Regions from separate parts of the Mus musculus genome. Here region 1 is linked to region 2. Evidence: chromatin contacts called from ENCODE POLR2A ChIA-PET data. All regions are on one chromosome and are shown on one strand. Each heading gives the region's core, a stretch centred on a gene start or an enhancer-like site at or near the end of the contact. The rest is flanking DNA. Distances are from core to core; before and after follow the strand shown.

Region 1 (5,374 bases), core at 877-3,376, 65 kb before region 2:
CTGCAGGCCTTGAGCTGAGCTCTTATTTCTCCTACGTGCCTCTTTTCACATCCCCCTTCCCCTCAGTTGTTTTGTTGTTGTTTTTGTTTGTTTGTTTTTGTTTTTTGCTTCTTCTTCCTGTGCTTGCAGAAAAGGGTCCAGCATGGGAGAGTGTGCATGAGGGAAAAGTAGAGAGAACTTCCCAGGTTCTAGGGTACAACAGGGGGCCCTGGAGAGGAGCAGAGGGCTGGGGAGCCACAGATGGCTGGGTTCTTGGCTCAGCTATGTAGGCCCCAGGATGGCTGGGATTTCCCTCTCTGGCCCCTGGGAATCTGGGCTCCGAGTAGCACATTCCAGCCGGCTCCAGCTCCTTTTCTGCTGTCACTTGACTCCGCTGGGCCCCAGCCCTGCGTCCCTCCTACTCCTCCGGCCCTGGTCTGGAGCGAGGTGGGCATCACCGACTAGGAATTTTTCCTGGGAGAGTGATAAAGGGGCCAAGGCTTCAAGATTCTACCTCCCATGGGCCCTTCACTGGGCAGTGTGAGTCACGGGCGTGAGGGGCTGAAGCATTGCTAGTCCTGTCCCGGGCTTCCCCAGAGCGGCCCTCCTGGGAGGAGGGGCTGCCGCCAGCGCAGGTGAGGTTACTGGGAAACCTTGGCCCCACCCCCAGCCAAGCTCCACACCCCGCCCAGTCTCTGCAGGACCCAGATTTCCAATCGCTGTCTGCAGAGGGGTAGGTGATTTGGGGAGTCGGGGTGGGTGTCCCCTAAGGTCTAGGTGAAAAGGTCGTAGGCAGTTCTCCCAGTGGCCATGGGAGCCATTAGCAGGTCCTTCAGCAGCTGGAACGTCCCTGGGTTTGTAAACTGGAGACCCAGCCTGCCTTGGCTTCTCCCTAGGGGCAGCTTATCTTCCTGGTAGGTTTTTTGTGTGTACTTGTCTTGGTTTGTTTGGACTTCGTGTCTTTCTTGAGACTCTTTGGAAATGCTTTTTGGGTGTGAGTTTTGAGTCAGTTGGGATGTGTTTGTAACCGGGTGGTGAGACCGGAGACTTTACTGTGACCTGACATTATCCGGGGACTTGGCAGGTATGGGGGGGGGGGTGGCGTTGGAGAGAGGTAGGAATGACAGGTGGTGCTGAATGGGACGGAACACCTCCCACACTCCCACACTAGCTCTGTTGTCCTCCCTGCCTCTATCTCTCCGGTCCATGGCTCAGCAGCTCTCTCCGTTCATTGTCTCCTTGTATCCCTGGGTCATGCGTTCCTGTGCTTTGGGCAGTGTCTTTATTTTTCAGGGCGCCTATCTATCTTCCTCCCCCACCCCCACCTCGTCTTGGCTCCATTTTGCCCTTCTCCTTGCCAGAAGCCAGACTCTGCGGCTTCCACCAGGGACCGAGCTGACTGACTGGGACTGAGGGAGGCTTGCCTGAGAAAGACTGCAGAGTTAGCCTGGATGAAGCAGGGATCCCAGGGGGATCCGGAGCTTGGGGGTTTGAATCTCAGGGATCCTGAGAAGACAGGAGGGAGCTGCCAAGCTGGGGAGAGGTTCTGGAAGAAGGGAACAGAAAAAAGTTGAGACTAAAAGAGTGTGACCGGCTCTCAGACTTGGGGCGCGCGGGGATGGGGGGAGTGATTTAGGTTGGGATCCGGAGGAGGGGTGTGTGCCAAATGGTGACAAATGGGGTGGAGTGTGAACCTAGAGGGTCTGGCTAGACAGGTGAGCCCGGCTCCCTTCCCCCAGCCGGGCTGCAGCTCTCGCTCCGGTGCTGGGCCTGTGGGAACCCGTTCCTTCCTGCGTGCCCTGGGGCCGCTTCTCCGTGCTTCTCTCCCTCTCTCCAGGAACCGAGCCCAGAAAAAGGGGAGGAGGGACGGCGCCAACTCTCCCCACCCCCGAGCCACCGCGCGGGGTCCCTAGGGGGCTTAGCGGGCCCCTGATGGTGCTGCTGTACCCCAGCATCGGGGTGGCGGGGGATGGGCGTGCGGATCACCTAGTGGAGGCTACGCGCTGGGGAGCACTTGCAGGGCGGGTACCGCACTAGGAGAGGAGCGAGGGGCGGCGCCGGGCGTGGGAGCGCGGGCGCCGGGGCGGGAGTACCGGCGGGGGACGGGCGCGGGGAGGCGGCGCCTGGGCGCGATCCGGCCCCGCGCTGGCTCCTCTCCCCGGAACAGGCCCCCGACAGCTGCTCGCGGGAGCCGCCTCCCGACACCCGAGCCCCGCCGGCGCCTGCGCTCCCCTCCCGCGCCCCGCCGCCGAGGAGGCCCCAAGCCGGGGCCTGACGCCCGGGTCCGCCCCGGAGAGCCATGAGAGGTAGGGACTGAGGCGGGGACGAGCAAGAGGCAAGGGGAGCGGGTTGGGGAACCCCAGTTATGTTTGCTGCCCCGGGATTTTGACTCTCCATCCAAAGCAGAGGGTCCTGACTTTCCGAGAAACTATTCCGAAAAGAGAGCGAGGACCTCTCTTTTCTTGGGTGAGGGGAGAACCTAACTCCAAGAGGACAGGTGCGCGCATATGTAGCCCACTGAGTCATCCTATCGGTGCCTACCCCTCAACCTCCGGTGCCATGCTTACGGACATGCTCGGTTAAGCTGCCCAGGCCAGAGGGAGCCAGCCTGACGCCCAACCTACCAGACCAGCCACGCTCCGTGGTTGCCGGGTTGTGCCAAGAGACGAGGTCACCGCCCAATGAGCAACGCTCCCAGGCTCCCTTTCTGGCCAGGCAATTCTTTTCAGCACCCCCTCTCCCAGCCACCGCCCGGCTGGCCTACAACTGAGTGGCTGAGAAGGATGGAGGTGTGTCCAGACTCGTGTGGCACTCACTGTAGGGACAGGTCACACACAGTAGAATGCTTGAGAACAGGGAGAGATGGTCCTTGTTTTTCTTGCTGTTCTTCCCACCTGAGTCCCACCTGTTCCTGCCTGCTCTTGGCTTCCCTCTGGCTCAGTCACTCTGGATGTTTGGGGGTGGGTGGCTCCGTTCTCTGAGGATCCTGTACCTCAGGGCCTGCGTGTGGCTCACTTTGTCTTCTGATTATAGGAGCTTGTGTCTGCCGTTTAGTATTCGCTAAATGGTGAGATCTGACTTTATAGATTACCTCGGGGTTTGTGGCACACACCTGTAATTAGCCTCTGGTGATAAAGAACTGAAGGTCAGCCTTCCTTGGCATCGTAGTTGAACTTGAGACCTTGTCTCAAACAAAACAAAACAAACAAACAAAAACCCCAACCAACTATCTTGCTGTTAGGAGTACAGGTCTTTAGTTCCAGCACTCGAGTGGCAGAGGCAGGAGAATCTCTCTGAGTTCCAGGCTAGCCAGGGCTACACAGTGAGACAACAAAACCCAAGCAACTAACCAGTCCTTCTCCCCGCCCCAAAGCAACACAAAGAAATCAAACGCACACACAGAAGATGTCAAGATCTGTGTGGAGTGGTGCTGGCTTCGGCAACACATATACTAAAATTGGAAAGATACAGAGAAGACTAATGCGGCCCCTATACAAGCATGACACGGAAATTCATGAACGGTCCTTAATTTTTAAATGATGGAAGATGGAATTTAATGGAGGAGTTGTCTTTAAAGCTACTTGAGGTCCAGGTAATACTTAATAAAATTAGACAGGCGTGGTGGTGCACGCCTTTAATCCCAGCACTTGGGAGGCAGAGGCAGGCGGATTTCTGAGTTCAAGGCCAGTGTGGTCTACAAAGTGAGTTCCAGGACAGCCAGGGCTATACAGAGAAACCCTATCTCGAAAAAAACAACAACAAATAAATAAATAAATAAAAATTAAAAAGACCCCAGGGAAGAATGCAGGGTCCAGGAACAACAACAAAATCCTGGAGACTGTAGAGTCTCTCATGTAGACTATTTATCTCTCTTTTTGCAGAAAACGGGGGTGGGGGTGGGGCTCAAGGTGCTGAAGTGAGTTGAAACAGCCTTTCCAGGATATGAACGTCTTGGTGCAAAACTGAACTCCATTCTTTGAATCTAAACAGGATAGCGGCATACAAGAAAAAACAAAAAAGATCTGTACAGAGTGGATAGGAATTGTGTGAGCTGGTCTTGGTGGGACACAGGCCAATAGGGTGTGCTGAAGAGGCAGGAGGGTCAGGAGCTAAAAGGAAAAGAAATGAAGAAAGGAAAAGGAAAATGTCTGTGAGAGGCAGTAAGGCGCTAGTGGTATGTGAGCAGGATACATTTAGCGTTCACAGTGGGTTTAAGTCCCCTGTGTGTATGTATGTGTCTAGAGCTGGGATTGGGCGATGGGTTTAGGAGAGAAGGAAGGGCCCAGGGCGCAGTGTCCTGATCCTTGGTTTGTAATTGGTTGAAGAAGGGCCAGGTGGGGTACCATTGAGGTGGCTCTCCTGAGCCGGTCTGATTGATTGTGGGATTCAAGACCTAGGAGACAATGGGAAAGGGGTTGCCCCAGACCTTGTGAGCATGTCTCTGCAGCTCCTGCACTTGGCCCTGTGTCCCGTTCTCTGCCTGCTCTATTTACCTCTGGCTTTGTGTTCTGCTCTGTCTCTCCCCCCGCCCCCTCCCCTTCCACGCCTCCTGTCCCTGCCTGGCTTTGTATCTCAGCCCCAGGCTCCTCTCAGCACTGTCTGTCTCTGATGACTCATCTGGGATAGGCATGAAGGTTACTCAGGGGAACAAGGGCCCTGCTGTTTCTACTGCGGTGGGGGTGGAGAGTAGCACCCAGGAATTCCCGGCCAGACTTCCCAGTCCCGGCGGCTTGCTCCCCTGCATCATGCGGCTGTATCCCCCACGGACTGGTCGTGATGCCTCTCGGTTCTAGGCTCTCCTTTGATAGCCAGGTGCCCTCTGGCAACCCAGTCAGCCCCTCAGCTGCCGCTTCGGTGATGGGGGGTGGGGGGGTCTCAGCTGCCTCTTACATTCCTGCCCCAGAGGATTGTGGGAGCAGCTGGAGGAGGACAAAGGGCTGGGGGAGTCTACCCCCAACTCCTCCTACCTCCTGGGGTGACCTGGCTTCCCTCATAGTTTAAGCCTGCCCTCATCTCCAAGGCAACTCAGCCTTCTCAGCCCTCAACTCCTCTGCTACCTTCAGTAAGTTGGAACTTGGGTAAGGGGATGGGGTGTTAGAGGCAGGGCAAGGAGAGCTGGGCAGACCTGGTGGTGGCAGGGGTGTGAGAGGGGCAGTGTCCCTCAGGATTCTGGGACTTTAGGATTCAGCACAGACCTCAGGCACTGCCAGGTGTCAGGAGAGTCTTTCTGTTCCCAGGATAGAGGCCAGCAGACCACTGCGTTTATATGGAGACTTCAGCTGGGGTGGTTTTAGGGAGGGTAAACTGCTTGCACCCCAGAAGAAACAGAGAAAGCATCCTAATCTTCAGGGGGACAACTACCTGGGGAGTCTGACCCAGTGGGTCCAGGTAGGGT
Region 2 (5,195 bases), core at 1,179-3,678:
GCACCCAGGAGAAACACAAGCTGTATGCCTTCAACAAGGCGAACCAGCTTAACGACGAAATCAGGTATGAGAGCGAGTCCCATGGGGGCCAGTGCCAGCTTAAGGACCACCTCACAGAAGCCCACAACTTTCCATGTCTCAGAGCTCATTAGACAAAGTTCTTCCCCAGTGTATGCCACAGAAACCCCAAGGACCTCATACAACACCCTAAAGACCCTAACAACATCAGGACCTGAACATCACACAATTCCGTTTGCCTCAGACAAGTCTGTCCAGATAACTACAGAACACATTAAAGAGGCCACATCAGCTAGCGAGATCACAAGAACCCAATCAACATTCACCAAGTATGAAGGAAAGACCAGCCCAGCTAGTGAGAGTAGCTCGCAAGCCCAGGTGCTTCCCATAAAACATCATACCACATCGGCCAGTGAAAATACGATACCGGTCTCAGCAAAGTCCACACCATCTACCGAGAAAGCTACAAAACCCACAGCGAGTCCCACCGTATTCCAGAGGAAAACCATAGTAGCCACTAAGACTGTAAGAGCCACAAGAACCTCTGAGAGAACACCAGTATTCTTGGAGACCACACAACCAGCCAAAGCCACAGAAGACAAGTCATCTACTGTCCCTTCTCATGTCCATAAAACGGAGACCATGCACCAAGGGACAGTTGGCTCTTTGACATCCAGAACGAACCTGGGACTCAGCACTTCAGAAGCTCACTACCCCCAGCAGAGCACCCACAGCTTGCCTGGAGGCCTCCATGCTGCTGGGGAAACAGGGGAGAATAATTCATTCCCTGTGTGGGCTATAGTTATTGTGATCCTTATGGCTGTGATTATCCTGCTGGTTTTCATTGGCCTGATCCTTTTGGTAAGGGCAGTGGGACTGGGGGTGGGGGGGCGGCAGGGAGACACAAGAGATGGGGATTGACGAATGATTAGAAGTTAGAGAGAATAATGAGCTGCAGTGGAATATGGGTCTGAGAGAGAAATCTGGGGATTTGGTAATAGTTTTGGGAGTGAAGGCGGGGATACCAAGACAAGGGGACCAGGGCAGAAGTGGGTTGTAGGTGAAATCTAGGACTCTGTATTTGACCCAGGTTTGGAATATGGACCAAAGCTTGGATAGAATCTCGGGGAAGGAGAAGGACAATGGCACAGAATTACGGAGAAAAGCCCTGAGGGTGGTTGAGGGAATTGGACTGCTGGCAATGGTCTTACTCCTCTGTCTGTCACCTCAGGTCTCCTGTGCATCACGAGCACGCCATGTACTGACCCAGAACTCAGAGGAGCCCGAGCCCCAGCCTGAAGACAAAGGGAGCCGCAATTCCTACCCAGTTTACCTGATGGAGCAGCAGAATTTGAATCTAAACCAGATCCCTTCCCCACCATGACCGCGAGACCTGCATCCCCAGACCTTCCAGGCTTAGCCCCTTTCCTGGAAGATGCATTAGATTCCGAATTCATGAACTCAGAAAGGGCAGCAAAAACTAACAGACAAAAGCTGTAGCCCCCATCGGCCATGCTCCTAACTGACTAGCTGAGGAACAAGGCGGTAAGGGCAACAGACGAACATTTGGAGGAGAGAGAAGAAAGAATAACTCAAGTACTCTCCATAGAAAGTGATGTAAGAATAGCATTGATGGACAGCAGGGGCGGGACCAGTACAGGAAAGGGCGTGGCTTGGTGAGGCATCAGCACCTCCACATTCCAAAGACTAGTAGGACCCTGGGTCCCAGGAGGAGTGAAGACAGGTGCTCAGGTTTAAAAACTGATTTATAGTAATTATGTCCACCCCTACCTAAGATGCACACACTTCTGAATTCTTGAGATACCAGATATGTTTAAATTGTTTTTAGTTTTTAAAAAGGGCCCCAAAATAAAGGAAGATTGAACTATTTTCTTCTCTACTCTCTCTTCTGCCTGGAGAGAGAGAGAGAGAGAGAGAGAGAGAGAGAGAGAGAGAGAGAGAGAGAGAGAGAGAGAGAGAGAGAGAGGGAGAGAACCCCTACCCTGCAAAAGGTTACAAATTCCTCCACCCCACGCATAGCTCTTCCCTTTTCCTCGTGAGTCTCTTGGTTTTTCTGGATGTCTGTGGTGGGTTTTCTGTCCGTGGGTGGGTACACACGGGGGTTTATGTTTGCCTGCAGTCTCATCCACTAAGCCTCATCCCCAGCCTTCCCCGGTGGTGCATCTTCTCAGCACTTGGCATTTCTCCATCTTTACCGAAAGCGCGTGCTGGCTTCAACTTGCGGGAGTCACCGTCGTCACTCAGCCCACATCCCCTCTCCTCGCTCTCCACCATGTTCTGACTTTCCTTCTCACAGGCGGTTCATCTATGTGTGCTTGGAAGATTTTCTTTCCAATTTAACCCGTTTCTTTACCTGGTGCGCAAGACGAGGAGCGGGGAGGAAGTGGATAGAGGACAGGCGCCCTCTGCTGGGCTTCTGTAATAAAGCATGATGTATTTCTAAAGTGTGGACTGTGTGGATTCTCAGAGAACTAACTCAGGTCCCTGGCTCTGTGGTTTTATGGGTAACCTTGGACAGAAAAGGTTGGAGGACAGGACTAAGGAGTTCTTTGAAGGGCCAGAGAGAGCGGAGACAGAAATTCTATTCTTTCTAAAAGGTTTCTGGGTTTAGGCAAAAGCTCAGGTCAGTTCACTGTGGATTTATTTGCATGGGGCCAAAATGAGGAGGGTGGGGAATTCGGACTTGATAAGAAAGCTCTGTGTGTGTGTGTGTGTGTGTGTGTGTGTGTGTGTGTGTGTGTGTGTGTGTGTGTGTGTCCTTGCCCGCCTGCACATATGCAATTACCCTCAGAGGCCAGTAGAGGGTGACAGATTCTTCTGATGCCAGAGTTACAATTGGTCCTGAGCTACCCAGTGTTGGAACCCAAACTTAGGTCTCTGAAGAGCAGTGCATGCTATTAACTGTTGGGCCATCTCTCCAGCCCCATACACCGCATTATTAAACATCCATTATATATAGTGTGTTGACATACACACAGAAAAAAAAAACACACACACACACACACACACATAGGGCAATGTTCTCGCCTGGGACACAAATGCAGGAACGCTAGAAGACTTCCACAAGAGTCATCACAGGAAGTGCTGTGCAGAGTAAATAACCTGGATAATGAAATCAATATTTATAAGCAGCCATGTCTCTCTGTTAAGATACCAAAACCATGAGTCCCACAGAACCTCACCCATCATCCACAGAGACTTGATGTCCACTGACCCTGGAGAAAGGTGCCTGAGAAGGCATTCCAGTGCGTCACAGGCCTTCCGGCCAGACTCCAGCCTTAACCAGGCAGCAGGGTCACGAGGCCATCATTTCTACTTTTTCTCTCTCCTCAGTAGTCCCTGCCCTGTCATGGATGATCTCAAACTGTCTGGGTTGCTTCGGGCCAGAAGGACTCTCTGGATGTCCCATCAGGTGACAGGCTCTGCTGAGGGCAGGATGGAGCTGGGCTTCAGAGATGAAGTATCTCAGGGGCCGGAGGGACCCCAGACTTAGACCCCTCGTGACGTCCATGCTAGGTTGGGACTTCTGGGAGAAAAGAAGGTGTGTGATTTTCAGTTGTTCAGGTCGGTGTGACTCAGCATAGCTATGTACAGGGAGTACCCTAGGATGGATGCTAAAGCCCTTAGCCCACTCCTGACCCTGAATTCCTCCAACTAGACCACGACAATAATAGTAGTAGGTAATAATAACAGCAACCTTTCCTCTAGAGTCTAACCATCTTGTCTCTCTTTGCTAATTATTACCCTGAAACCCACAGGGAAGTCCTTTAATGAGCTCAGGGCTGGGCCCACTTGAAGCATAGCTAACTGATGAGCAGCTCTGCAGGGAATGCACTTGCTTTCTGCATGCCTGTGTCCCTGTGCCTCCTGGAGGTCACAGCAGGAACCTGGAGTGCTCACAACCCAGAGGGCAGGTCCCAGAGCCTGGGCTGGTTAGCAAGCTGCAGCTTTTCCTTCTCCTGAGGCTCCACCTGGTGGGTGGATCCTGGACTTCCTTTTCAGAGCAGAGCTGGGCTCCATTCTCCCTGCATAAGATCTGCTAGGTCAGTTTCTGCCTCCATCACAGATGGGGCAGCCTGGATTTCTCTCCCACAGCCAAGCCAAATGCATAAAACTACCTATTCTCAGGGCTGTGTTTCCACGGATACCAGTTGATGTGTTTATAAAAGGATAAAGAGAAGGGAGATCTGTTCCATGGAGGTATAGTTAAGTATGGGGGAAGGGGGTATTTCAGTAGGTCCTTGCCAAGGCCTCCCTTCCCCCTGAGGGATCAGCCACACAACGATGGTAGAGTATAGAATAGAGTTTATTCAGGGCGTGGAGAGGGGAGTTAAGAGGGTAGTTAGTAGAGGCAGAGAAAGAGAGAGAGAGAGAGAGAGAGAGAGAGAGAGAGAGAGAGAGAGAGAATGAGAGAAAGTAAAGAAGACCAGCCATGAGCATGTGGAGAAAGGGGGGAGGGGGGAGGGGACAGAGTGGGAGCAAGAAGGGAAGTGCAAGGGGGGAGGAGGGAGCAAGCAGCACCTTTTATAGTGGGTCAGGCCTACCTGGCTGTTGCCAGGTAACTGTGGGGTGGAGTTTAGACAGAATGCCAACACTAGTCAATCCTCCCATCCCACTAGGGATTCCTCCTGCCCTAAAGCTCTGAAACTGCCCATTGAAACTGAATCTACAGGGCCTTTGTAAAACCACTCGTGATCACCTCGTTCACTGCCATGGTGTCTGGTGTCTCCTTGCCTTCCACACCCTCCAGAATCACCTTGGTACACGCCCACCAGGCTTCCACTACACGATGTGAGACCATAGCAGCTTCAACAGCTTCCATCTGTATCATATCCTCCACCGCAATGTCTGTGCCAATGAGGGTCTCCGGCACACTTCCTGAGGCCACCACTGTCTCTGAAAGAACCCTAGTTAGTGTCCCCACCACTCTGAATACTGGCAAGTCTTCCTCTGCAGCATCTCTGCTCCAGTTCAGGTTCTGAGGCTACTAAAGCTTTTACTAGAGACCCTGGACAATGGCAGTGTCCTCCACAGAAACTAGAGCACCTGATAGAGCCACCACTGCTTCTGTTACCTATCATGGCTTCTGAAAGAGACTCCATGAATAACCTCAACAGCTCCAAACACCTCTATCCTGGACACAGCATCCCCAACAT

Evidence for each region. ChIA-PET counts read pairs that join two places held with the same protein, here RNA polymerase II (POLR2A).
Region 1: POLR2A ChIA-PET joins it to region 2 with 66 read pairs in Patski. The contact joins the promoter of Ddr1 here to the enhancer-like site in region 2. POLR2A ChIA-PET finds 5 or more read pairs at or near these places in 2 of 5 experiments (Patski and embryonic stem cell).

What each region holds. Positions count from the first base shown.
Region 1 is chr17:35,697,342-35,702,715 of GRCm38, reverse strand. It overlaps Ddr1 (discoidin domain receptor family, member 1), which reads left to right and starts at 2,126. Exons shown (of 18, transcript NM_001198833.1): 1 at 2,126-2,285. It overlaps LOC115488883 (a small nuclear RNA gene), which reads left to right and starts at 3,407; the gene lies at 3,407-3,513.
Region 2 is chr17:35,633,040-35,638,234 of GRCm38, reverse strand. It overlaps Mucl3 (mucin like 3), which reads left to right. Exons shown (of 3, transcript NM_001033366.3): 2 at 1-879; 3 at 1,250-2,480. The coding sequence ends at 1,402. Among named protein-coding and RNA genes, the nearest start is that of Mucl3, 8.1 kb to the left of the region's middle. Within about 2 kb of position 2,428, at least 1 of the 3 ENCODE cell types and tissues checked has a DNase peak (open chromatin) inside an H3K27ac peak, as active enhancers do.